2 separate regions of the Homo sapiens genome follow, and region 2 is linked to region 1. Evidence: chromatin loops called from intact Hi-C (ENCODE). Cell type or tissue: CD4-positive, alpha-beta T cell. All regions are shown on one strand. Each heading gives the region's core, and the rest is flanking DNA. Links, peaks and the distances in the headings are about the cores only.

What was found. A loop is a pair of places that touch in the nucleus more often than their neighbours do. Peaks named below come from ENCODE experiments on the same cell type or tissue, not always from the same donor. Only the 100,000 strongest peaks of a DNase experiment are listed, where the experiment ranks them.
Region 2: a loop joins it to region 1, with 3 times the contacts of the local background. A loop is called at or near these places in 7 of 110 quality-filtered maps.

What each region holds. Positions count from the first base shown.
Region 1 is chr19:46,659,289-46,664,763 of GRCh38, forward strand. It overlaps DACT3 (dishevelled binding antagonist of beta catenin 3), which reads right to left and starts at 1,894. Exons shown (of 4, transcript NM_145056.3): 1 at 1,528-1,894. The coding sequence starts at 1,776. DACT3-AS1 (DACT3 antisense RNA 1) reads left to right here and starts at 1,076. Exons shown (of 3, transcript NR_040042.1): 1 at 1,076-1,120. RefSeq lists silencers at 1,692-1,941, 2,152-2,271. In CD4-positive, alpha-beta T cell, for the core only: a CTCF peak has its summit at 2,906 (motif pointing left); DNase peaks (open chromatin) are centred at 563, 963, 2,033 and 2,883; H3K4me3 peaks cover 1,637 bases; H3K27ac peaks cover 681 bases; H3K27me3 peaks cover 1,204 bases.
Region 2 is chr19:46,392,932-46,398,188 of GRCh38, forward strand. All of the region lies in intron 1 of PPP5C-AS1 (PPP5C antisense RNA 1), which reads right to left. Among named protein-coding and RNA genes, the nearest start is that of PPP5C-AS1, 8.7 kb to the right of the region's middle. RefSeq lists an enhancer at 784-1,284. In CD4-positive, alpha-beta T cell, for the core only: CTCF peaks have their summits at 2,806 (motif pointing right) and 3,018; DNase peaks (open chromatin) are centred at 2,444 and 2,790; H3K27me3 peaks cover 235 bases.

The DNA.
Region 1 (5,475 bases), core at 284-5,283:
GGGCTGAGGGGGAGGAGGGGACAGAGGGACCGAGGAGAGGGAGACTGAAGGGCAGAGATGGGGAAGGTGAAGGGTGAAAAGGGGAGAGACCGAGGGCAGAGGGGGAGAGGACACAGCTACCCACAGCTACCCCAACCTCATGCCTCGCATTCTCCTTGTCAGGATGGAAGGCGCCTTCCAAGCCGAGCCAGCTTGGGGTGGGGGGAGCTAGCGAAGGCCCCCACAATCCGTCTCTAACTTTGGGAGGGGGTGGGGCCTCCCACAGCTGTTTCTGTTTCCAGAAAAGAATGTGCAGGGGGGTCCCACTCCTGAGAGGGGGAGGGGCCGGGCGTGCAGCCCCGGGAGCCTGGCTTCAGTCTTCCTCCCCACTCCCCATCTGGGGAGGGGGCGGTCGAGGTCAGCGGCGGGGAGAGCCCCCTCCACTGCCACCTCGGCTCAGGTTTCCCGAAACGGGAAGCTCTGGCCACACACAGGCTTGGGGATGGGGATCTGCCGTGGAGCCAGGGTGTGCGGGCTGGGGGGAGGGGAAGACAGACTGAGCCTGGGACGTCGGGCAAGAAGAAGAGAGCGAGGTGCAGACAGGCAGGAAGGGAAGGCCAAGGAGACAGATGCAGAGGGACACAGAGATCACAGAGACAGAGAGACAGGATGAAGAAAGAGAAGCAGACACAGAAAGTCACAGGGATGTGGCAGGACGGAGAGAGTGACAGAACCCAGGACGAGATCGGGAGACTCAAGGAATGACATAGAAAGGGGAGAGGCATGGGGCGTCCTCAAGTCATTCCGGAGACCTCTGCCCATCTTCCACCATGAGAACACCCAGAGTCCAGAAGTCTCCCCCAGGCGCTGCCTCGACCTGCCTCCCCTTGGGTCAAGGAGAGCTGGGGCCAGGTAGGAAGCAGGGGAAGTGTCACCAAAGGGTCAAGATCCCAGTGGGGGGTCCTCAGGGACTGTGAGCTTCCTCTCAGCAGTGGTCCCTCCCTCTGGAGGCCCTGAGATTCCCCTCCTCCCACCCCGCCCCCTCCAGAGATCTCCAAGCACACCAGGACTTAGGGAAGATGGAGCCCTGGTGGCGGGGCCCAGAGAAGGGCATGTTTGGAGCCTGGCTGTGTCACCTTGGGTGAGTCGCTTGCTCTCTCTGAGCCTCAATTTGTTTCTCTGTTAAATGGGGACTATCACCCCGTTTCCCAAGCCGCAAGAAGACAACGCCTGCAAAGTACCCGGTCTCGGGTTTGACACATACTTGGCGCCCACAAGGATTTTCTTTGGGGAAGGGGTGTAAGAGACAGGGCCTGTGTTTCTCACGAGGCCCCAGTGGGGGCGATGCAGTTCCCCCTCCCCCGATTTGGGGGCGGGGAGGCCAGGTCCGGCCCGCCGCCGGAACTCCGGGGTCGCCAGCCCCACCCCCTGTCCTTTCTCACTCCCTGCCTACCCGGGTCCCCAACCCCCGCCCGGTGTCTGAGCATCCAACCGAGACAGACAGACACAGACGGGGGTGGAGGGACGGACGGACAGGCAGCCCCTTACCAGCTGCTCCTCCAGGGCCGCTGCGGCCCGGCGCGCCGCCGCCGCATCTTCATCCTCATCGGCGTCCTCCTCGTCCTCGGCCTCGGCGCCCCCCATTCCGGGCTGGGCCAGCCGCAGCGCCTGCTGCACGCGGTACTCCTGCCTCTCCCGGAGCCAATGTAACTCGCAGAGCCCGGCCAGGCTACCCTCCAGCCAGCCCCGCAGCCGGCCCCGCTCAGGGCTCACCGGGAACGAGAAGGCCCGGATCATGGCTGCGGCCCCCCGCCCCAGCCCGGCCGGGCCCCGCGGCCACCCCTCTCCCGGTCCCACCTCCCCGCCCCAGCAGCCTGCCCGCCCGCCCGCTGGCCGGGCTGTCACCGTCTCATCTGCATAGGCGCCCGCCCATTGGGCCGCCCACCCGCGCCTTATCTGCATGGCCACGCCCCCGGCGACCGAGCAACAGCCGCCTATTGGCGAATAAGCTTCCTGACGAAGACTCTCGGGCGTGCAACCGCACCGCCCAACACGACGCATGCTCGCAACTGCCTACTCACTCCGCTCGCCACGCCCCCTCCGTGCAACTGCCTCGGGGCCCTGGCCACGCCCCCCCACGCGTCACAATGAAACAAGCCCGCCCTTGCTTCAATGCCATTGGTCTGTGCCTGGCCGGTCCTGCAGCAGGTTCCACCCTCTTGCGGGCGAGCGCTGGCTACCATTGGACTGTCCGGCGCGAGGGGAAGGGTGATCTATAAATAGGGAATGGGTACACGTGACAGTTTGGCAGCTGCTCCTACCCCTCCACCCCGCCCAACCTTCAGCTTCTGAGGCTGCGCAGGGGGAGAAAAGGGTTAGGGGGTCGAGCCCTGACTTCGCCTCCTCTTCCAAGAAGCCTTCCCAGACACTCAGCTGTAAAACCAGACGGACGTCCTCCGATGAAATTGTTTCTACTTAGGGCCGGCTTCACCGGCTTGGAATCCACTTAGAAGGGTCTTCGCGCTTGGTTGAATGTTCTGCAATTTCTGTCTTGAAATTTTTAGTTTTTGAGCAAGGGGCCCCTTATTTTCACTTTGCACTAGGCCAAATATGTAGCCGGTCTTGCTGCTAAGAGTCTAAGATCGATTGCATTCCAAATTCTGGAATTATAAGACCCTGGGTGGAAGATTCTATGCTTTGACCAGAAGAGAGTCTAAGCAGCTTTTGTCTCCCAGGTGCTAGGAGGATGTGTGCTCATCATTCTTCCATTCCAGGGGCCTTTGTTCTACGTTCTAAGGGGCTTTGTTCTCAGCCTTCTATGATGCTCTATTCTCAACGTTCTCTGGTCCTAGGAGTCTGAGCCTGACATTCGTTTCCAAGGCTTCCTGCTGTCTCTCCAGGCTCCGCAAGCAGGGCTGGGGCACCCTCAGGCGGCCAATCTGTATCACTACGCCGAGCCTGCCTCTACCAACTTCCAAGACCTAGCTCTAATATTCATACTCATCTCTCAGACAGACCTTGGCTCCCTAAAAGCCAAGGCCCAGAAGATCATACAAGAAATTCCCTCTTTTATGATTCCCCGTGCACGAAGTGACCTTCTGGTGGTGAGATGGAGAGAAATTGATAGTGGCGATAGACAGCAAAGTCTCCAGGAGCCAGACTTCCTCGGGGTGAGTCACAGATCTGTCACTTTCCAGCTGTGTGACCTTGGAAAACTTACTTAACCTCTCTGTGCCACCGTTTCTTCATCTGATCACGGGATCATAATACTGGCTGCCTCATACAGTTGTTCTGAGGATTCAATGAAATGTATTAGGTACTTGGAGCAGTGTCTTCCATGGATTAAGAGCCACAGAAGGGTTTGACAAATAAGTTTAAAAACTAATCTAGTAAGTTTCCGGGGGGAAATGTCTTGAAATTTATTAGAGACAACCTTTATTCAGTCTTCCTCTTGTTCAAAATAGACTTAGAAAATTAGTCGGGTGTGGTGGTGCACACCTGTAGCCCCAGCTACTTGGGAGGCTGAGGCGGGAGGATCACTTGATTTCCTTTTTGACTTCTTGATGCTTTTATTAATGATGATGCCAAAAGATTTCTGGAGAATCAGCCAGGCGCAGTGGCTCACGTCTGTAATCCCAGTACTTTGGGAGGCTGAGGCGGGCAGATCACCTGAGTTCAGGAGTTCAGATCAGCCTGGCCAACATGGCGAAACCCCATCTGTACTAAAAATACAAAAATTAGCTGGGCATGATGGCACACACCGAGACTGTGGCACTGCACTCCAGCCTGGGTAACAGAGGGAGACTCCGTCTCAAAAAAAGAAAGAAAGAAAGAAATTGAGAGAGAGAGAGAGAGAAAGAAAGAAAGAAAAAGAAAGAGAGAGAGAAAGAAAGATAGATGTCTGGAGAATCAACAAGCAACAGTTGCTTCCAAACATGGCACACAAACTGGATATGGTGGCATGTACCTGTAGTGCGAGCTACTCAGGAGGCTGAGGCAGGAGGATCACTTGAGCCTGGGAGGCTGAGGCTACAGTGAGCCATGATTGCACCATTGCACTCCAGCCTGGGTGACAGAGCAAGACCCAATCTTTAAAAAAAAAAAAAAAAATTGTGATTACAGAGACTGAGTCCCATGCAGGGGCTGTTAATGAAGTTGCAGAAGCTCATAGACCTTGATTTATAGATGGTAGGGATGGGAAGAGGTTCCCATAAAAATCGAGTGGTGCGTTGGGAGAGGCCTTTGAGGAAGGCGTGTAGGGCACAGTGCTCCATCCAAAGGCTTTGGTGGTGCGAGTGAAGGGGATGGGGCCCTGGGAGTAGTGATTTGTGCTGAGAAAGGGGAACAAAACTGACAATCCTAATTGCAGTTGTAAGACTGAGTAAACACTTTTGCAAAAGTAAGCCAGGGGCATTGTGGATCTTGCAGGCTGGAAGGTAGAATAGGGAGGGGAGATGTGTCATTTGGGAAGAGACAGAAGTTACAGCTGGAGAATTGTGATCTGAGAAGCATGTAATCAAAGATCAGTCAAAGAGAATGCAAATGAGGCCGGGTGGGGTGGCTCATGCCTGTAATCCCAGCACTTTGGGACGCAGAGGCAGGCAGATCATTTGAGGTCAGGAGTTCAAGACCAGCCTGGCCAACATGGCGAAACCCCGTCTCTACTAAAAATATAAAAATTAGCTGGGTGTGGTGGTGCACGCCTGTAATCCCAGCTACTTGGGAGGCTGAGGCAGGAGAATCGTTTGAACCTGGGAGGTGGAGGTTGCACTGAGCCGAGATCACGCCACTGCACTCCAACCTGGGCAACAGAGGGAGGCTCTGTCTCTAAATAAATAAATAAATAAAGAGAGAGAGAATGCAAATGAAAGGCAAAAGTCATATGATGAGAAGCAGGCACGGGAGGACCAGAGTGGGTATTAAAATGGGGAATCCTAGCCAGGCTCTGTGACATGCACCTGTAGTACCAGCTACCCAGAAGACAGAAGCAGGAGGATTGTGTGAGCTCAGGAGTTCAAGGCCAACCTGGGCAACATGGTGAGACCCTGTCTCTAAAATAGCGTGTGTGGGAGGGAATCCTGGAGTTTCTGATTCCAGGAGCAGGCTGTCTCATGATGTTGTCTGCTTAACCCAAGGTTCTTGGGAGAGCTGTCTACAATTGCAGCCTCGTCTGCTTCCAGGGCTCTTGAAAGAGCCTCCCTCTGAGGTCTCCAACGGGAGTGGATTCCCATTCAGCACAGGTCTTATATCTCTTCATCTCTGAGATATGAACCCAAGGCAGGACAGTCTGGTGTTTGCAATAGTGTAGGGTCCATCCCATCTGAGTTCAAGGTTAGTCTTCCTGCGATGTCTTTTCCGGAGGACTAAATTCCCTGTTTGGAAATTATGAAGAGGCCGTGATGGAGTATTTGGAGGGAAGGCAGCTCACACTTGTTAGTGACAAGCATAAGTGTACTTAGTCCTTGATAATATCTGAGAATGTCGATTGTAATAGAT
Region 2 (5,257 bases), core at 1-5,000, 270 kb before region 1:
TTCACTTGTGGTTTGTTGCCACAGTACAAGTTTATTTTTATGAAGCCAAATGTATCAGTATTTCTTTAATTGTGCTGGCGTGGGAGTCAGTACTTCTCCCTACACCCGGGTTTCAGGGAAGTTCCCTCGGGTTTCTTCTGGTTTTTGTACAGTTTTCTTCTTTATGTCAAGATCTCCAGTCTATTTGGAGTTCCTTCTTGTATGTGATGTGAGGAATGGATCTAATTTTATCTTTTTCCAAGTGGATATTGGAGGAAGTTTTTAAACGAGAAGAGAAATTCAGAAGATGCTGCAAGAGATGGGACCTTTACGGCGATCAATGTCTCAGTAAAGTCAGAACAAAGAGACTCAGGCACACCCACCACAAGTACCAAAACTTTGAGCAGATCAACGCCACAGAGCTGGGCTCGGGAAAACGGAAGGGCCATGGGAGGGAGGGAAAGCATTTAATGGGGGAAGGTCTGGGTAAGCCGATAAGTTTTGGGGAATCAAGGGGGATAAATACACGTGAGTAGGGCTCTGAAGTTAGAGGCAATGAATTGACCAAAAAGAAACAGTAACTTCCAAAAGGGAGTGTGACGGAGAGATGCCCATAGACGCAGGTGATGAACATCCAGGGCTGGCCGGGCACGGGGGCTCACGCCTGTGATCCCAGCACTTGGGGAGGCCGAGTCATGTGGATCGCTTGAGCACAGGAGTCTGCTAAAATAGGGGACACCACTCTAGTTACAGTTTGGATCAGGGTCATCACGCTGGGGACGTGCCAGGCACACGGAGGTGGGGGAGATGCTGGGGGCTGGGGGCAGGTGTGGACACTAAGCAATGGTGTCAGAGGCTGCTGGGGAGTCTCAGGGTCTGGCAGGAGCAGATGTGGACTCCCAGGAGTCATGGACATGAATTAGGGGTCCTAAGAAGCCTCGCCACTGACAAAGGAAGCTGTGAAGGGAAGACCAGAGAACCGGGGGGAGCGGGGGTCTTAGGTGCTCCCCACCCCATCGACCAGGATGGACCCAGGCATCTGCCCAGCTGGATGGAACAGAGACTCCAAGGCAGGAAGGACCCGAGTTCTGTCTCCCTGTCGTTCTCTTGGACCCTTTCACGCTGTCTTTCCCCACCCCCATCTGTCAATGGCCATGATTAGATCACAGACCCAAGCTCTGGCCACCAGGGAAGGCAGAAAGATGACCTAACCTCCATAGCACCGGGTGGGGCCCCTGCCTCCCACCTGTGGGGGGTGTCAGTTGCTTGGCAGCCAGAGGGACAGAGGCCACCACCCCTCCCCTCCCGGCCAGCACCACAGATGGAGAAACTGGGCCCATGGTTCCCTCTGCCCACACCCTCCCATGGCTCTCATCTCCGTGGTCCAGCGGATGGGGGGAAACAGGTTGAGGAATTTGGACACTGGAAAATGGGTGGAAGCAGTTAAAACCTGAGGGGACCAGGAGGGGCAGGGTGGGCACCCATCTCAGATGAGTCGAAGAGCAGCAGGGTGATTTTCCATGCCCGGCCCCTTGGCTCTGTTCTAAGAGTTTACACGCATTAACATTTCATTCTAACTCAGTGAGTCAGACACTTTTCAGATGCCCATTTTACAGATAAGCAAGATAAGAAGTACAGAGAGGTTAAGTTACATGCTCAGAGTCACACAGCCAGCAAATGGCAGAACGGGACTTGAGCACCAGCTGACTGGCTGCAGAGTCTGTGCCCTGAGCCAGTTTGCAGTAGCATTGAGCACTTTATGTGTCAGGCAGTTTACAGGCACTTTGGGTCCTCGCAACAGCCCCATTTTACAGATGAGGAAACTGAGGCACAGAAGCAGCAATATACCTGAGGACACACAACTAGGAAGGAGGATAGAGCATATTCGGTGGGAGATAATAAAACCTTTGATGCCAAATGCTAAAATAATATTTGGGGAAAAGCTTTTGACCCCTTTTAGCAAACAAAAATTTTATGATGGCAAGAATTTATCCTGCTGGTTAATCTGATTTTTCCCTTTTTAGTACATGGGTGTTCCCTAACCTTACCCCTGAAGAGAAAACTCATGACTTCCCCCAGAGCTGTGCATTCTCAAAGCTTTTTTTTTTTTTTTTTTTTTTTTTTTCCTGAGATGGAGTCTTGCTCTGTCGCCCAGGTTGGAGTGCAGTGGCGCAATCTCGCTCACTGAAGCCTCCCCTCCCCCTCCTGGGTTCAAGCCTCGTAAGTAGCTGGGATTACAGGCGTGTGCCACCACGCCCAGCTAATTTTTGTATTTTTAGTAGAGACGGGGTTTCCCCATGTTAGTCAGGCTGGTCTCGAACTCCTGACCTCAAGTGATCTGCCCGCCTCGGCTGCCCAAAGTGCTGGGATTACAGGTGTGAGCCACTGCGCCCGGCCTCAAAGCATTTTTGTTAGCGGTCTTTTTAAGATTTCTCCACCGGGTGTGGTGGCTCACGCCTGTAATCTCAGCATTTTGGGAGGCCGCGGCGGGCAGATCACGAGGTCAGGAGTGTAACACCAGCCTGGCCAACATGGTGAAACCCCGTCTCCACTAAAAATACAAAAAAATTAGCCGGGCATGGTGGCACGTGCCTGTAATCCCAGCTACTCAGGAGGCTGAGGCAGGAGAATTGCTTGAACCAGGACCCAGGAGGCGGAGGTTGCAGTGAGCCGAGATGGCGCCACTGTATTCCAGCCTGGGCTACAGAGCGGGACTCCGTCTCAAAAAAAAAAAAAAAAAAAAAAAAAAAATTTCTCTTGTAACTGTTCTGTGATTGTCCACTGTATGGCGCTAGGGGGCGCTGTAACACCACGGTGTTTTATAGTCATTACAACACTCTTCCAGCAGATGGCGGCAAAGTGTTGGGGAAAGAGGGTGCCTTTTTGCCAATCCCCATATATTTTTCTAATTTTCTTTGTATGGTATGCAAACATTTCCAATGCTCAAAATTTGGTCTCAGCTACCATTCTAACTATTTGAGGCTTACGCTTCTCTGTTTCCCCTCCAATCTGGGCCGAAGTCTTCCTGTCAGTGAAACAGGGATGTTTAAAGGAGTTTTTTTGGGGCCCCTTTCCCAGAGCTGTCCTGATGGCCCATTTGGGGCAGTTTCTCTCTTTTTGGAGCGTGGAGCTGCTCTTAAGGCCCTGCCTGCTGGATTCTCAAATAGCATGGTGGACACTCCCCTCCAGACCTCCTCTGTGGGCCCAGCCTCCCCTCTCTTAGCCCCTTGGAGTTCCTGCCCCTTTTGGGCCCCAAAGTCCTGTCTCTAACTCAAAGACAGTTAGTTATCTGTGTTAAAATAAAATAACATGGGCCGGGCGTGGTGGCTCACGCCTGTAATCCCAGCACTTTGGGAGGCCGAGGTGGGCGGATGACCTGAGGTCAGGAGTTCGAGACCAGCCTGGCCAACATGGTGAGACCCGATCTCTACTAAAATTGTCAAAGAACAAATTAAGGTGTGGTGGCGGGTGCCTGTAATCTCAGTTACTCGGGAGGCTGAAGCAGGAGAATTGCTTGAACCCGGGAGGTGGAGGTTGCAGTGATCGGAGATCGTGCCAGCCTGGGTGACAGAGCAAGACTCCATCTCAAAAAATAAATAATTTTTTAAAAATGGAGACCAGGACTGAGAATTCCCCAAAGCAGACAAAAGCAGTTAGGCCATGTAAACACAACTTAATCTAGTTTGACTTCTGAATGTGAGTGAAACTTAGCTTATTCCCTGTAAATAAATGCTGCTGAGAATCATAAACAAAGCTGAAATCGCCTTCCAAAAGGATGTAAGACAATCACTTTTAACCGATCCCTTGTCATATGGAAGCCCCCACCATCATAGTCGGTCATCGTGAAGGTGAAGCCACCTCCTGGTTTTTGCTTTTTTTTTTTTTTTTTTTTTTTTGAGATGGAGTCTCGCTCTGTCGCCCAGGTTGGAGTGCAGTGGTGCGATCTTGGCTCACTGCAAGCTCCGCCTCCCGGGTTCACGCCATTCTCCTGCCTCAGCCTCCCGAGTAGCTGGGACTACAGGTGCCCGCCACCACGCCTGACTAATGTTTTGTATTTTTAGTAGAGACAAGGTTTCACTGTGTTACCCAGGATGGTCTCGATCTCCTGACCTCATGATCCACCCGCCTTGGTCTCCCAAAGTGCTAGGATTACAGGCGTGAGCCACCGCGCCTGGCCTTTTTTTTTTTTTTTTTTTTTTTTTTGAGATGGAGTCTCACTCTTGTCGCCCAGGCTGGAGTGCAGTGGTGCAATCTCCATTCACTGCAACCTCTGCCTCCTGGGTTCAAGCGATTCTCCTGCCTCAGCCTCCTGAGTAGCTGGGACTACAGGCACCCGCCACCATGCCTGGCTAATTTTGTGTATTTTTAGTAGAGATGGGGTTTCACTATGTTGGCTAGGCTAGTCTCGAACTCCTGACCTCGTGATCTGCCTGGCTCGGCCTCCCAGAGTGCTGGGATTACAGGCGTGAGCCACTGTGCCCGGCTGGTTTTTGCTTTCTAAGCCATCCTACACCAGCCTGCCTCTGAGTTGCTTACCGCTCAGATTGAAGTCTCCTGGATGACAATTCGTGCTTTTTGCATGACAATAAACTTTTTTTTCCCCCCCCTAATTGGAGCCTATTTTATTCTGGACATTTTGGGGGAATTAGAAGTGAGATTCAAAGAAGATCCCAAGGAGCCCTGACTGCAGGGAGTAACCAGGCATGGGCACCCACACAGCCAGCTGTGTTCACTACTTTCTTGCTAACCAAGGGGTTTGGGATAAGTCTTTTTCGGATCTGAGCTTCCTTCTCTTCACCTTTGAGCTCTCCGTTTGTCACACAAAAGGGGCCGATTCTGTTTGTTTCTATTTGTCTGTCTGAGTTTGAGCTCGGGTAAGTCATTCTTTCCTGTTCAATAATGGAGGAGGATCTGTGTTTCCCTGCATCCTAGAATGGTAACCCCCTGGCTAGACACCCCATAGCTTATTTGGCAGAGTCTCAGAGGAAACGAAGGCCAGGGTGCATTCAGAACATCCCAGTATTCTCCATCTAGAACTCTACCTGCTTATATGTTTAAGAACTATGGCCGGGCGCGGTGGCTCACACCTGTAATCCCAGCATTTTGGGAGGCCAAGGCAGGGCGGATCACTTGAGGTCAGGAGTTCAAGACCAGCCTGGCCAATATGGCGAAACCCCATCTCTACTAAGAATACAAAAATTAGCCGGGCATGGTGGCAGGAACCTGTAATCCCAGCTATTCCAGAGGCTGAGGCAGGAGAATCTCTTGAACCCAGGAG